2 separate regions of the Homo sapiens genome follow, and region 1 is linked to region 2. A link is an interaction called in ENCODE POLR2A ChIA-PET data of the cell type or tissue named here. Cell type or tissue: A673. All regions are shown on one strand. Links, peaks and the distances in the headings refer to the core of each region. The heading gives the core; the rest is flanking DNA. Region 1 overlaps CEP120 (centrosomal protein 120). Region 2 has its middle 29 kb from the start of CEP120.

The links. ChIA-PET counts read pairs that join two places held together with the same protein. Peaks named below come from ENCODE experiments on the same cell type or tissue, not always from the same donor. Only the 100,000 strongest peaks of a DNase experiment are listed, where the experiment ranks them.
Region 1: POLR2A ChIA-PET joins it to region 2 with 8 read pairs; 3 of 35 experiments call an interaction of 5 or more read pairs at or near these places.

Annotation. Positions count from the first base shown.
Region 1 is chr5:123,398,314-123,403,691 of GRCh38, forward strand. CEP120 (centrosomal protein 120) reads right to left here. Exons shown (of 20, transcript NM_001375405.1): 5 at 823-971. It also overlaps the pseudogene KRT8P33. Among named protein-coding and RNA genes, the nearest start is that of CEP120, 22 kb to the right of the region's middle. In A673, for the core only: no CTCF peak of the experiment used is centred there; no DNase peak of the experiment used is centred there.
Region 2 is chr5:123,449,650-123,454,980 of GRCh38, forward strand. No RefSeq gene overlaps it. Among named protein-coding and RNA genes, the nearest start is that of CEP120, 29 kb to the left of the region's middle. In A673, for the core only: no CTCF peak of the experiment used is centred there; DNase peaks (open chromatin) are centred at 1,182, 2,962 and 5,082; H3K4me3 peaks cover 1,305 bases; H3K27ac peaks cover 4,078 bases.

The sequences.
Region 1 (5,378 bases), core at 1-5,000, 52 kb before region 2:
GGCAATCTACCATGAGCCCTGAGCATCCCTGGACATTCTTGCAGAGTATGGCAAGACTGCAAGGCCCAGACCACTCTTTTACTCAGCCCATTTCCCAGGGTTGTTTAAGCAGCTTGAGAGATAAGGTAATGTGTCTTCCTGGACAAAGACTAGGCCTGCTTACTGCTTACAATGAAAGTGGCAGGTTCCCCAAATTCAGTTTCCTCAGCTGTGATAAAACCCACTATGTGTAGAGCAACCACCTGGGCCCCTCTGTGTAGTCCCCATGGGACCTGGGGTAAGGGCAACTGAAGGAAATATACCAATATTCATGTTCTTGCTCTGCTACTAAGGGTAATAAATTCTTTTGTTTCTGATCCAAGAACCTGTGTCTTCTGCTAGCATCCATGACAGTAACAGCTTAATTTATTAGTTTATAAACAAGATAAAATAGAACCCAAAACTCTATAGGCATTAAGTATTAGTGGCAGAAAGTATTCCTGACATTGTAAGTTTCTCCAAAAAGTAAATCGTTCACAAATTTAAAAATCCTTCCATGTCAGTCCTTACAATGCCACACAGTACAATGGAAAACAATGTTAACTGATGGCCATTCTCCTAAATCCTGAGAGATTTATTCTCTTACAATCAAGATCATCAAAATCTATTTTTTCTAAATTAAGAAGTTTTCTTTCCAGTATGAAAGAAAACATGTTTTGAACTCATTTTTCAAAAGTTAAAAAAAAAAAGTCTACTTGCAAGTCTTTTTAATACCTGAAAGGTAAAATGTTTTACATAGTTTTCAAATTATTCGTAAGTCACCAATCTCATGAAAAGTCTCACCTGTTCCAACTGGGTAGCAAATGCTATGGTCACTGACATAATAAAGGAGTCAGTACAGTATTCTGCTGGTCCAATCTGATGGTAGCCTCCCTCTTCATTCAGCACAGCCACAATGTCCCTGGGGTCAAGTCCAGCCAGGATGGCAGGTACTTTACAGAGAAAAACACGATTAAACTACATTGTAGTTTGTCATAAACCATTATAAGATTTTTAAAACTGATTATATTTTGTAATTTGCTTGGTAATTTTCATGAATACAGTTAATATCTAATAAGGTTTCCTTTACTCTCTTACATACTCACCAAAGAAACCTTACTTAACCAGCATTGTCTTTCTGTATGTAAAAGTAAAATTCTGGAGTAACATTTTTAAAACCTTAAGGTAATAAACCACATAGAAAAGGCATCTAACATAGGTTTTACAGTGAATCTAAACTGGAAAGTGAATAAGCTAGATATGGCTAAGAAGAAAAGGGCAGCTGAACAGGGAATGGGGGAGTAAAAAAAAGAGTGTTCTAGACAGAAGGGACAGTATGTACAAAAACACAGAAGCAAGAGAAAGCATGTGTGAGAAAACTGACACAGGCATAGGGTGCCAGATCACAGAGTGAGAACCGACATACAGAGGGAGGTGGGGCTGGATAAGCAGAGGCCATATCATACAGTCCTTCTGTATGCTATCCAGAAACATTTTTGGATAGTTTTCTAAGAATAAGAGAAAATCATGAAACTAGTTTTGAGAAGAAAACTGACATAATCAAATAGGCTTTAGTATGAGGAGACTGAAGAGGGACAAGGTTTTTCAAATTGATTTAAAAAACAAAAAACATACACAACTAAAATAATTGATAATATCCAATGTTGAGGAGAACGCAGGAAAGTGAATGCTCTCAATGTTGGCAGGTACATGCTAGAATAACCAATTAGAGGGTGATATATCAGGGCCTATCAAAATTTTACATGTGCATACCCTATAAACGAGCAATCCTTCTTCTAGGAGTTAATCCTAAAGAGTTGTGCTTACAGTAGCAGTGGCTGAAAACAGTATAATAATTAAGAGCACAGATATCTAAGTCGCATAGACCAAGGTTCCAATCCCAGTTCTGTCCTTGACTTGTTGCACAGGGAACCCATATCCATCTCTTTTAGTCTCCATTTTTTTTTTTCTAGAAAGCTTTTATAGAGTTGTTGAAAGATCAAATCAAATAATGAAAGCAAAGCATTTAGCACAGACTCTGACCCATTAAGCACTTTAATAAAGGCAGCCGTCATACAATAAGGCCAATAGAGCTTAGAAGTTAAAATAAGTATGACATGTTCTCACTGACAGGGAAGGGAGTTACAAATAGGGTGAAGATGAAAACTAGAATCTTGCGGTGCTGGAATGGAATTGAAGGTGTCAATCTGAATTGACAATATATATACTGAAGCGTCTATATACATATATATAGAGCAGCATCAATTCAGATATCATATATATACATATATATACACATAAATACATACATATACATATATATATGGCTTTTTTTTTTTTTTTGCAGAGCTAGCTGAGGTTTTATTTTGGACCAAAAAAAAAAAAAAAAGCAACTGAATTGTTTTGTAGCTGGAGGCATGGGCAAAGGGGGGGTCCCCAGGCAGTAAACTCCCCCGCGGGTGGACTGAGGCCTAGGGCTGAGCCTCAGGTGGGTCTCCTGTTCCCAGTGCTACCCTGCATAGTGACCTCCCTCCCAGGCTCTGGGGCAGCGCAGGAGGGGTAGGCTGGGAGGGGCTGCCACAGCTGTTCACTTGGGCAGGACGTCAGAGGACTCGGACACCAGCTTCCCATCACGTGTCTCGATCTTCACAACCACGGCCCTGGAGTAGCTGGTGCGGCTGAAGGAGCTGGCGCCCAGGCCGTAGCTGAGGCCGGGGCTTGTGAGGCCCCCACAGGCCGAGCTCAGACCACTTGCATAGCCGCTGGTGGTCTTCGTATGAATACTCATGTTCTGCATCCCAGACTCCAGCCGGCTCTCCTCGCCCTCCAGCAGCTTCTTGTAGGTGGCGATCTCGATGTCCAGGGCCAGCCTGACGTTCATCAGCTCCTGGTACTCACGCAGCTGCCACGCCATGTCCTGCTTGGCCCGCTGCAGGGCGGCCTCCAGCTCGACAACTTGGCGTTAGCATCCTTAATGGCCAGCTCTCCACACTGCTCGGCATCTGCAATGGCGGCCTCCAGGAAAGCCCTCTGGCCTTTGAGGCCCTCATTCTCAGCCTGGAGCCGGCTGATGTTCCGGTTCATCTCGGAGATCTTAGTCTTTGTGCACCGCAGGTTATCCCCATGCTTCCCAGCCAGACTCTGCAGCTCCTCATCCTTGATCTGGTACATGCTCTCAGCCTCGGCCTGGCTGCGGTTGGCGATCTCCTCGTACTGTGCCTTGACCTCAGCGATGACGCTGTTCATGTCCAGGGAGCGGCTGTTGTCCATGGACAGCACCACAGATGTGTCTGAGATCCAGGACTGCAGCTCCCGGATCTCCTCTTCATACAGCTGCCTGAGGAAGTTGATCTCATCAGTCAGCCCTTCCAGGCGAGACTCCAGCTCTACCTTGTTAATGTAAGCTTCATCCACAATCCTTCTTGATGAGGACAAATTCATTCTCCATCTCTGCACGCTTATTGATCTCATCCTCATACTTGTTCTTGAAGTCCTCCACCAGCCCCTACATGTTGCCAAGCTCCGCCTCCAGCTTCAGTTTCTCCTAGCCCAGAGTCTCCAGCTGCCGCCTAAGGTTGTTGATGTAGCTCTTGAACATGTTGTCCATGTTGCTCCCGGCCGTCTTCTGCTGCTGCAGGAGGCTCCACTTGGTCTCCAGCATCTTGTTCTGCTGCTCCAGGAACCGTACCTTGTCTATGAAGGAGGCAAACTTGTTGTTGAGGGTCTTGATCTGCTCCTTCTCCTGGGTGCACACAGCCTGGATGTCGGGGTCCACCTCCAGGACAAGGGGGCTCAGCAGGCTCTGGTTGACTGTGACCGCGGTGATGCCTCCCATGCCGCTGGCCCCACCACAGCCGCCGCCCAGGCCACCCCGAAAGCAGCTGCTGCCCACTTGGGAGAAGCTTGAGGAGCTGATGTGGGCACCGGGCCCACTTGTGTAGGAGTGGCTGCTGAAGGCCCGGGGGCCAGAGGTGGACACCTTGTAGGACTTCTGGGTCCCCTAATGGACATGGTGGAGGCAGGAGTGGAGGCAGGCGGGCCGAACCAGGCAGAGATCCTAGAAGGAGCGGAGAAGCTGCTTCTTGGTCTGTTTTTTGTTTTTTATTGAGACAGAGTCTTGCTCTGTCACCCAGGCTGCAGTGGATCTCGGCTTACTGCAACCTCTGCCCCCCCGGATTCAAGCAATTCTGCTGCCTCCGCCTCCTGAGTAGCTGGGATTACAGGCTTGTGCCACCAAGCCAGGCTAATTTTTTCTATTTTTAGTAGAGAAGGGGTTTCACCATGTTGGCCAGGCCAGTCTCAAACTCCTGGCCTCAAGTGATCCACCTGCCTCAGCCTCCCAAAGTGCTGGAACAGGCGTGAGCCACCGCACCTGGCACTGTTCAATGTATATTGATAAATATAAGCAAAATGGTGTATATGTGCTATGGTTTCAATGTGTCCCCTCCAAAACTCAGGTGTTGAAACTTAATGGCCAATGTGATGGTATTAGGAGATATGGTCTTAAACAGGTGATTAGGTCATGAGAGCTCCTCCCTAATGAATGAGATCAGGTGCCCTTATAAAAAGGCTTGGTGGAGAGAGTTCCTCTCTTGCTCTTCAGCCTTCCAATATGTGAGGATGTAGGACGAAGTCCCTCACCAGATGCCAGTGCCTTGATCTTGAACTTCCCAGCCTCCAGCACTGCGAGAAATAAATTTGTTCTTTATAAATTACCCAGTCTGTAGTGTTCTATCATAGCAGCACAAAACAGGTAAGACCATATGTATATATACAAATGTGTGTATGTATTTATATGTGTGTGTACACATATATGCACAAATTCCCTCACTTTGTCTACTGAAAGGGCCTGGGAACAGTGACACCTCGATATCAGCTAACATACCTAGCACCTAGATCTTGGCTTCTAAAAATCATTCTTTACCGAAAGGAAGCAGGGCTCCTTAGAGAAATGGCTGAATCCAGAGCTGAGACAGAGTAAGCACAAGATGAGCTTGGAACATCTTGCTGTGCCTGAAAATATTTGTTGATAAGTTCAAAGAATCATGGAGACATTCAAAAGGAAACAAAAGCAACTTAAAAGGGCTGCCCAAATCTGGGACAAACAATTAAGCGTAGTTAAATATTGTAAAACACTAAATAAAAAGAGAAAACTGTAAATTCACACTGATATAAATAAACGAATTGAAGGTCTAATGAGAAATTGAATATATTCATAATTTCACAATTCTGCCCCACAAAAGAGTTATTAATTACAAAGGAAAAAAGAGCAAGTTTACAGTTGAGAGCACTAACATACAACACTTTAATCAAGTAATCAAAGTTAGCATCAGAAATAGGACAAATCAAAATTGTGCACC
Region 2 (5,331 bases), core at 332-5,331:
CCATTGCCCCAGAGGCTTGACACTGTCTCTATCTTCTAAGGCTGTAAGCAAACCTTTGTTCAGAAGCGCAACACTTTCTCCATTTGCCAAGTCCATTCACTATACAAACACCCTTGAGATTATCCACAAAAAAGGGCAGTCACAATATGTGCATAAATGTGAAAGACCCACGGAGAATTGTCTCCCAACCAGTATATACATATTGCAACAGTTCTCAGTTCTGAAAACACTGACTAATAGATTAATGACTTTCTTCTAGAAATCTTATCCTTCCATGATCCAGTTCATATAAATTAGAGCTAGATAAATCTATTACCTAGGCTAGTCTACTTGGAGGTAAAGGCGGATTTGTGGTAATATATAATGGCACATATACATTTGTTTTCAATTCATGTCCTTTCACATACTCCTTTTTCCCGTTAATATTTCTAATTATTTTAATCATTGCAAGTTTTCATAATGATTATTTGGTTTCTATTTTTCTCTCCTTTAGAACTGTTAAAAGTGTTCTGATTCTGATTTTAGCTCTGTAAAATAACTCACTGCTTTTGAGTCACTCCTGAATCTTGAAAATTTTGAAAGGTTAGTAAAATGTTATGCTGTTTCATTGTTGCTGTGGTAGCTACAGTTTTCTTTTCCCTTCTGCTTTTTGTGCCTTTGTTTATGTCATGCTACAAAATACTTTCGATCCTTTCCTGATAACTTGTACCAGACATAATGTCTCCTATCAGAGATCTAAGTCTGCAGCAGAAAATATCTGTTGTGTATTTATGCTAATTGGAACATACTGTCTTGTTTTCTCTTCTTCAATGAGATGAAGAAAACAATAATTTTGTCTCATTTAATTTTTTTAGAAAGAAATTTTGCATTTTACACAGAATAAGAAAATTGTTGGCTTTTTAAAATACAGCAGATAACTTTGAAAAAAATTCCCTGTCATATGTGGTTAAACTCTAAGGGAAAAATTATGACAATCATTTCTAATTTTTGCAACTATAATTGTCTATGGCAGATTCATTTGATGTGGATATTAGATTTGTAGGGAATAGAACACTCTTGAAGTCTGCTATCCTTTTATTATAAGCAAGCTGCTCACTGTAAGAATAAAAACAGTTTTAGCCACTTTAAAAGCTCATTATTTTGAGGGGCAGGCTTTGGCTTGACAACTAGAACAAATTCTGGCTCATGGCCAGCTTTGTTTCCTTTCATACAAACACTCAGTGATTAACTAGACTCACAGAACCTTAGTGTGGAACATGTAGTAGGAATCATTCAGTTCCACTGGTTTTCAACCTCTTATATGGTATAAATCCACCAAACTCCTGGGTCTCACCATAACAGAAAAAAACAGTAAACAACAACAAAATGCAAACACAAAATTTTATGAGTTTTGTGCTTCCTTTCATTATAATAATGTCTTAAAATTTGTTCAAAAAACTCAGGCCTGCCATCTATGCTACATATATATATTTGTGGTAAATTAGTAGTGGTTGAGATCCACTGCGAGTTTCAAGATTAGAAAACAGGCTTGATTAGCTGAGGTCGCACAGCTGTTTGGTGGCAGAGTCAGGATTAGGGCCCTACATCTCTTCATTCTCAAATATGTTTTTCAATATCTTGCCTCCTGGGGCACTGAACAGATGCTCAGTTGCCCCTGGAGTGATCTAAACCCTGCTTCTCTTTATGTCTGTATTCTGGGTGGGACTTTATTTGATAAACGAGTTAGCCACAGGCATAAATTAGGCAGTTTTCACTAATGTCCAGAGGTCACTAGGGTACCATTAGTAAAATAGGGTTTTATCTTAACTAAAAGGGCATCCTAGTAGCCTGAAAGAATTTATGAACCTCCAAACACATTAAACCAGAACTGAAGACATTTAGTATAGTCATTTAACAAATAATCCAACACTTCTATTCTCTCAAAAATTATTTAACAATCTACATTTTTCACTTGATGAAAATTTTATCACATTTTCTTCACATATGTACCTTGGTGACTATGAATCACTGATTGGTTGCATATTCACTCATCTGGGTCACATACTTTTATTGAGTGACGGAAGCTTGGGAATAAAGATGAATCCAATACTCCCTGAATTCAAGGCACTCAAAATTTAGGAAAGAATAAAAAATATATAAATGAAAAGTCATTCAACTTGAATAAGACTACAGAGCACAAATTGTAGTATAATATACTTACTTTCAAAAGATATTATAAAATCGCTGCTTTTGTGATTAATAAAGAATCCTATTATATTAAGATAATCATAACTACTAATGGAAAAGCCATAGCACACAAATATATAGTTTAAAGAATAATTACTTACTAATTTAAAATAATCTACATAGTTTTCTAAAAACTTACATGTATATCATCTTATTTAATCTTGGAAACAATTCTGGGAAGTAAGTAGGATATACAGTGCTATCATCATTTTATAAGTGAAACTCAGAAATTTGGCCCTTAATATACGGTAACCAACAAATACACTGCAAAGTTACCAGGATGTATGTCCCTCCCGATCTCTCCCCTTAGGTACCTGTGAGCTGGGCCCAAACTTAATACAGCGTTTAATCCCAGACAGTGTTTTGGGGCCCTGATCCTTTCCTCCTTTGCCTATCACAGGAAGCCAGAAAGAAATGTAAATTTACTCTTGATTCCAGGTTCCTTCAGCCTGGAGTAAAAACTTAAACAGAATACAACCCAGACGAAAAGGTTGAAGGAAAAGGTCTCAAACCCTGACAGGCTGAATTCTCAAAGACCATAACTAAAAAAAACAAATCAAAATGCTATGTTTAAAAAGCTTTTCTACCTCTCCTAACAGTCAAGCCAGACCCTTCTCCTATTAGATGCAAACACGATCTTTAATCTATAATGCATCTGCTTTCACAACATAGAATGATTAAAAGAGAGGAAGGCTCCCCTCCGTGCCCTATTCTACTTCCTCTCTATGCTTCTCTAAGTAGCTGATTACTATGAACCCTGCATGTTTCCGGCGATGTTTTTGGAGCTCTTTCCTTTGTTGTCATCTACTAGATTCAGAGCTTCTCATTAAGGAAATTAATGTAAGTATAGTAAAATATGTGGCCAAAAGAGTCAAAATTGAACTAGGTTTTGCTCATTCCATGTCCATTCCATATACCAAGCTTCCTCAACTACTCTTTTTGCATTTTTTACCTTCACTAATTTGACAGCTATTCATGAGTGTTTAGATACAGTTGTCAAATTAATAAATAATTCTAAAGTGCCATTTTTCCTGCAAATCCAATGATACTTAGACAACTTTTGGCTAGGCAATGCATAGGCGTGGTGGCTCTTGCCTATAATCCCAACACTTTGGTAGGCCAAGGCGGGCAGATCACTTGAGGTCAGGAGTTTGAAACCAGCCTGGCCAACATGGAGAAACCCCATCTCTACTAAAAACACACAAAAAATTAGCCAGGCGTGGTGGCAGGCTCCTTTATTACCAGCTACTTGGGAGGCTGAGGCAAGAGAATCGCTTGAACCCGGAAGGTAGAGGTTGCAGTAAGCCGAGATGGTACCACTGCACTCTAGCCTAGGCAACAGAGCGAGACTGCGTCTTGGGAAAAAAAAAAAAGAGAAAACTTTCAATGCTAATTAATTTATCATAATATAAACAGTTTCTAATGTTTACTTAGATTTATAAGGGTTGGACGATGTTCCTGAAAGAAAATAGAAAGTCACATAGGTAACCTGATTGATCTCAGACCAGTGTGTTTAATACTGCAAGGCAGTATAGTAAAGGGGTAAAGAGAGAAGTCTGGGGTCAGATTGTCTGGGTGGGTCTGATTTTGGGCTCTATATTTATTACTGTGTCACCTTAGGTAAGTCATTTAACTTTTCTGCGTCTCAGTTTTATCATCTAAAAAAAAACCCTTAAGATAATAATAGTATCCAACTTAGAAAGGCGATGATTTAGGACTTGTAAGATGCTCAGAAGAAATGTTGTCTGTGGTCATTATTGCACATAGGCTAATATTGAGGGGAGAACACTGGTTCATTCCCCTGCCTGTGATTTCAGGAATTCTGCCCCACTTAAAGTCTTACCAATATATGTCTGGATTCCCCATTTAAGGTTTTCATGGGCTTACAAAAACTCAGATCCTGCCTAAGCTACCTGAGGGTACGTTTTACCTCCCCTGCTGCTGGTCCTGTGACAAGGCTAATGTCTAGCCACACCAGGGTGCCTCCCCTAGATGCTCCCAACATTGGATTTCCAGGAGTCTTACTGTACCAAAGCCAAGGTCTTTTCCACCCAGAAGGGAAGGGAATACTTAGCCTCCTGCCTCTTGATGCCACATTCTACTCCCTTGAGTGCTTTAGGGAATTTGCTTCGATGCTTCATGCCTACTACGCCTTTCTCTTTAAACTTCACGCTTGGGGCCCTGGCTATGAAACAGGGATACCTGAGGCACAAAACCTCCCTACCTCTCCCGTTTTTCAAAGAGCAACTCTCTGGCAAATGGACTCATGAAAGTCCTGCTTAAAAGTTCCTCAGACATGTTTGAATGGGCTTAAATCTTACTTTAGGCTCAGTCCAGGACTCTGATTCCCCTTTCCTGGTTACATAAAGATGCTAATAAAATCCTGAAACCCCCTTTAAGCAATCAGCAAACAGAATCTCCTCTTAGTTTTCCCTTTTGGGCAACTGTATATGCCTGCACTGTATTCAGTAAACATATTTCCTAAACAAAGTAAAGCTTTCCATATGCTTTTGTGATTTTAACACATTACTGATTGAGCACAGTAAAAGCCTGAAATGCATGCAGTGCTAGTAAGATAGTCCCATGGGTATCTACTTCCTTAAACAACTTTCCCTCAAAAGTACTAAATGTCTCCATAATATCAACTATTGATAAAGTTCTCAATTCAGTGTTATGTCAGTTGAGGCAACCCACTGATTTATATTTCCTAGAAGGCTTTTTCTTTGAGAGTTAGAATGGTAGACAGAAAAGGAAATTAATCTACATGAAACTCTAAGGGAAAAATGTAGGTTTACAAGTAGTGAGGAATGGCGAACTATTTTTTTTTTTTCTGCAGGACATTTCTGATGAGTCATGTTTATATGCACAAGTATGTATACCCACTGTTACTACAGGCATAGTAGAGATACAGTTGGCTGCAGGCTGTACACAATAATCTGAAGCCTGGCTGTAAACCTTCTCTTCACATTAATCTGCCACACACTCTGATGATTAGGAATCCCTGATCCACTAATAATCTTTTCTACTATGAATATATAGCTGAACAATTTGTGATTACAGTTGCTAATATATCCTGAAGTACATCTAACCTCCAGTTGATGTCCC